Linked DNA regions of Homo sapiens: region 1 is linked to region 2. The links are chromatin loops, found by intact Hi-C in ENCODE. Cell type or tissue: heart left ventricle. All regions are shown on one strand.

Region 1 (2,500 bases), 82 kb before region 2:
TGGTTTCAGGATGAAATTGTTCTGGTTCAGATAGATCATCAAGCATTAGTTAGATTCTCATAAAGAGTGCACAATCTGGATCCCGCACATGCGCAGTTCACAATAGGCGTCCAGCTCCTATGAGAATCTAATGCTGCCTGCTGATCTGGCAGGAGGCAGAGCTTAGGCGGACAGGCCACAGACCGGGATTTGGGGACCTCTGTTCTAGGGAACCCTGAGCCCAGGGAAGGAGTCAACCATAAAATTGTTTACGACAGGCTTCTAGCTAATTAGTCAGCTAATGTGAAGAAAGCAGTTGAAAGCAGTTGTATCCTGAGTTGAAGGGAAGCAGACCTACCTCCCCAAGAAGTAGGTGGTTCTTGTTCGTTTATGAGTAACTCACTGAATTTATGACTGGCTATGATTTCTTGGTAGTCATCACACATACTGAGAAATTCTCACAAAGGGAGAAAAATCTGATCTTCAAATTGTATTGCATTCTTAAGTGTAATACAATTCTTATGACCCCAAATGTAAAAATAAATGGTACATTTTCAAAGACATTAAATTAATTATTAATTTTTTATTTTGTGCTTCTCTTGTGTGTAAGTCAATGAACATTTTCGTATCAAATAGTTCTGTAGCCCTTGCAGGAAGCACCAATGTTGTACAAGTTGTGGGGATATTGCTGTTCACAGAAGGGAGTCTGAGCTTAAAAAAAGGCCATGGGTCCTGGCACTAGGCCTGTGGTGTGGCTAGCCTGTTCTGAGAGCAAGACTGTGGATCTAGAAAGACACAGGACCCCAATGTTCTATGGTTACATGGGAAGACGTGACTGGGTGAGCAAAGTGGGCTCTCTTTCTAATTTGCATTTGGTGTTGATTCCATTACAAATTATAATCTATGAACTTAATGCAAACATTTCCAGCTGCTATTTACTCCATTATTGTGGAATGAAAAAATTCCTTAGCATATTATTTGGTATTCTTCAGCAGTGCATCAAATTTGTCCGCACCGACATTTGTCCATACTTGAGAGAGTTGCTATCTCTAAAAGTCTGAAATTCCATGCTGAAAGTGTGTTCTTGGGAGTTTATCAAGAAAGAGGTACATGATTGTAGAATGGAGAGCCAGCCCTAAAGGAGTAACAAGTATTCACTCATGCAGCTGCTCCAGTATAGCTGCTGGGCTGCCAAGCCACCCACTTGCCACGTTCTTCACATTTACATCATGCTTTTCAGTCTCCTGGGTGTGTTTCCTGTTTCTAGTTTTTTGGAAGATCTTATTAAAGTTTTATTGATTTGTAATCAATTAAGTCTCTTGCTCTGTAATGAACAAATACTGACTTCTAATGTCAAAGGTCTGCCTTACACAGTCAACATTCTTCTGCCTGGTGCCAGAATCCCAGAAATCAGAAATCAGGAAACGGAACCAGAGCTGCTAGTACCTAAAAGAGTCGTTAGGTGGCAGTGGTGGATAGGAATGTTACTAATGTCTTCTCTAGGAAATACCGTACTTGCAGGAGGTGCCAATGCTGTATAACTTGTGGGGATATTGCTGTTCACAGAAGGGAGTATGAGCTGGTGAACCTGTTTAGAATCTCTGTCCAAACTCGCTCTGCATTAGATATTAAGACCAAGGACACCTCATTAGATATAAGTGCCAAAGTAAAAGCCACAAAGTTCAGAATCTACCCATAAGGATATCACAAAATAAAGACCGACCTGTTGTCAGGTTTCACGGGTGCCATTTCCAAACATGCCATTACCCACGTGATCGTGGATGAACAATGAAGTATTTACTTGTTAGTGTTTCTTACTGGTGTATATTCCACAGAACTCATATTATTCACCTTGAATCAACATGCTTGCCTTATTATAACCCTTAATATTTTTTAAGTAATTGACTTCATTTTTCTCTCCAGGCCTAGGTTTGTTCATCAAGAAAATAAAAGAGTTGCTAGCTCTAAAAATCTGAAGTTTCATGGTTCTCATTAAACATAATAGAGGCTTTGCTAGTTTCAATAGCAAAGGTCCAGTGACCCTCAGTTACAGAGACAAATTTTGTATAAGTTTAGTTGGGGGCCTGTAATCTTGATTCCCTAAGACATCCAGGAACCAAATCTCAGCAAGCGTACACCAAAACCACCAATATCTAACATCTGCTCCCTCACTCAAAACTTTCTCAATATATTCAACTCTAAATTCCTCAAAAAGCAAGGTAAAATGGAATTGGGAGAAAACCAGTAAGAGACAGATCGTTTGTGGTGTAAAAGTGAATCTGCCTAAGCCAAGGGTGCAAAGCCTCACATCTGGTGGCAAAAGTCCTATAGATATATCCTTCTGTACCCAAACACGTAACTGTCTGTCAGCTTTTTGTCAGTGGAATTAGTCCCAGCTGTTCTCTGTCCTTTTTTTCTTTTCTTTTCTTTTTTTTTTTTTTTTTTTTTTTTTTTGAGACGGAGTCTCGCTCTGTCGCCCAGGCCGGACTGCGGACTGCAGTGGCGCAATCTCGGCTCACTG
Region 2 (2,500 bases):
ATAGCCATGGCTATGGAATTATGTTGCAAATGGATACCTAAATTGATCTTTCTTGTCTCTGCAGAATATACGCTAAGCACCTTACACGTATTCACTAATTTTCATAATACAGGTATATATTATCTCCAATGTACAAATGAGGAAATAGAGGCACACAAAAGGTAAGCAGCTTGCCCAAGTCACACAATTAGTAATGTGAGAATTGCCACCCCTTGCATTCTAACAGCCCAGCCCACGGTCCCTTCACCATCCTTCCCACATCACTGCACTACCTTCCTTATGCCGCGTTTGTTTTCTACTCGATGATGTTTTACAATGTTTCAAGACCGTTTTTTTTGTAATTGTAGGATTTATTTTTGCAGTGTAGACCGTGAGTTTCTCTTGTGGGCAGGCATTGTTTTATTCCTCTTTTTGTACTCCTCAACAACTAGAACAGTGCAAATTACGCTCGTCTACTTAAAGGCAAAGAGCTCAAAGTACGCTCGTCCACTTAAAGGCAAAGCAAAGGCTACACATGAATTATATTAATGTCCTGGCGCTTTCCCTCCTTTGGGAAACCATGGATTCAAAAGCATCTTTATGATCTTGAGAGGATTTTACTGTCTTTATGAAGTACTTCACATTGTGAAAGACTCAGAAATACGAGACGTTCCAAAATAGCGGACAGCTACATTCTTTACCAACTGGAGATACGAAATTGGGTGCTAGAGAAAGGTGAAGAGACTGTGTTAACGTGGGAGCACCAGTACACTAATCGGAATACACGGATGGTTTCCCCAAGAAAAGGGAAGCACCTGGCAGCGGTGGGATTCGAACCCACGCCCCCGAAGAGACTGGAGCCTTAATCCAGCGCCTTAGACCGCTCGGCCACGCTACCTACTGGCTAACAGTTGGGAACCTATTCTCTACCCTTTCCTCTTTTACCCTCCCCGCCTGCCAACTTCATGATCCTGTATTTGTAGTTTTACCGGATTTTTTCTTTCTTTTCTTTCTGGTTTGTTTAGCTCTCCTTCATCTTTTAAGCCGCACTATTTGAAATTGGTGGAAAGAGTTATAATACATGTTGTGAAAGGCGTCGCGAGAGAGGGAGGGCAACCTTGTCAGGTCTAACGGTTTGGAGCGCCAGCCCCGTGCCAGGCAAGGCGGGTCACCGGGCAGCGTCGGGGCCCTCTTCTGCCTCGGGGTCTCTTCACGGAGGGCGCCCTGCGGCGACAGCTTTCGCCGGCCGCGCGCACGGCGGTCGGTACCTGTTAAGGACGAGATGCCTTCCGACCACCGGATAACTCGGGACGGTCCCTGATTTGCCTGCTCCCTGTCCAACAGCATCTTCGGCTCACTCGGAAGTGAAAACATGCAATTTCATGTTATAACATGCAATTTCATGTCATAAATTATTCCCACTGACGCCTGAACATTTTTCCTAAAAGGGATCTGCAGTCACAAGGCGCCGCCTTCCGGAATTTAGGTGAGAAAACCTGCAGTGGTTTACTTTATCCACTAGGTGTCACCCATGCCCATAGTTATAAAAGAAGACAGTGACCAACTGTAGACGTGGCTGAAAGTTTTATTAAAGTTTAGTAACCCAACCGAAATTCATAGGTGGCTCGTTGGTCTAGGGGTATGATTCTCGCTTAGGGTGCGAGAGGTCCCGGGTTCAAATCCCGGACGAGCCCTGTTCCTTTTTTCTTTCTCTCCCAGTTAGCTGGCCCCCATAAAGTCACAGATTTTTCTGTCAGTGGACATCCCAATAAAACCACAGGTTTATTCACGTTAAACACCATCACACAAAGTAAGCACCGTCTGAAGTTAGTATGTGAGTACTATGTAATGCTCCATTATTTCAAATATATGTATTTCATCTTTAGGCAAAAATGCTCTTTGTCATGGTATTACATTATGAGGATAAATACCAGGTGCTACCACATATCATGTACATTTCTTTTACATAATCATTATTTTAAATCAACCAGCTTTTTACTTTTGCAGTTCTTTGTTATTATCCAGGAATTGTTCATTCAGGACAGTCATATTTTAATAGTTTCACATAAACCTCACTTTGTAAGCGCAGGGGCCAGCAGATGTCGCGAAGTTCTTGTCACAAATAAAGCCTAGACTCCGTCATTCAAGCCTCAGCTCACTGAACCCTTCTGTGTGCGCATGGGGGTGGGGAACTCGTTGGTGTAGCCCCTTGGGAATGAACTTCTCAACAGGGATTTGCAATCGTATCTGCATATTAGAGTCACCTGTGAAGCTTTTTGACCATCCACTGCTGGGTCCAACCCCAGAACAATTACACTGCAATCTCTGAGGATGGGACCCTAGGAATGATTTTCTTTCTTTCTTTCCCTTTTCTTTTCTTTTCTTTTCTTTTCTTTTCTTTTCTTTTCTTTTCTTTTCTTTTCTTCTCTTTTCTTTCTTTCTTTCTCTTTCTTTCTTTCTCTCTCTCTTTCTCTCTTTCTCTTTCTTTGATGGAGTTTCACTCTTGTTGCCCAGGCTGGAG

The links. A loop is a pair of places that touch in the nucleus more often than their neighbours do. Peaks named below come from ENCODE experiments on the same cell type or tissue, not always from the same donor. Only the 100,000 strongest peaks of a DNase experiment are listed, where the experiment ranks them.
Region 1: a loop joins it to region 2, with 8 times the contacts of the local background. A loop is called at or near these places in 103 of 110 quality-filtered maps.

What each region holds. Positions count from the first base shown.
Region 1 is chr14:20,690,155-20,692,654 of GRCh38, reverse strand. All of the region lies in intron 1 of RNASE4 (ribonuclease A family member 4), which reads right to left. The region is part of intron 1 of ANG (angiogenin); the gene reads right to left. Among named protein-coding and RNA genes, the nearest start is that of ANG, 2.6 kb to the right of the region's middle. In heart left ventricle, a CTCF peak has its summit at 1,439; no DNase peak of the experiment used is centred here.
Region 2 is chr14:20,608,509-20,611,008 of GRCh38, reverse strand. TRP-AGG2-5 (tRNA-Pro (anticodon AGG) 2-5) reads left to right here and starts at 1,602; the gene lies at 1,602-1,673. It overlaps TRL-AAG2-3 (tRNA-Leu (anticodon AAG) 2-3), which reads right to left and starts at 877; the gene lies at 796-877. It overlaps LOC124903280 (a long non-coding RNA gene), which reads right to left and starts at 1,195. Exons shown (of 2, transcript XR_007064058.1): 1 at 969-1,195; 2 at 382-704. RefSeq lists silencers at 679-908, 1,499-1,668. In heart left ventricle, a CTCF peak has its summit at 1,461 (motif pointing right); DNase peaks (open chromatin) are centred at 838, 1,172 and 1,388; H3K4me3 peaks cover 1,542 bases.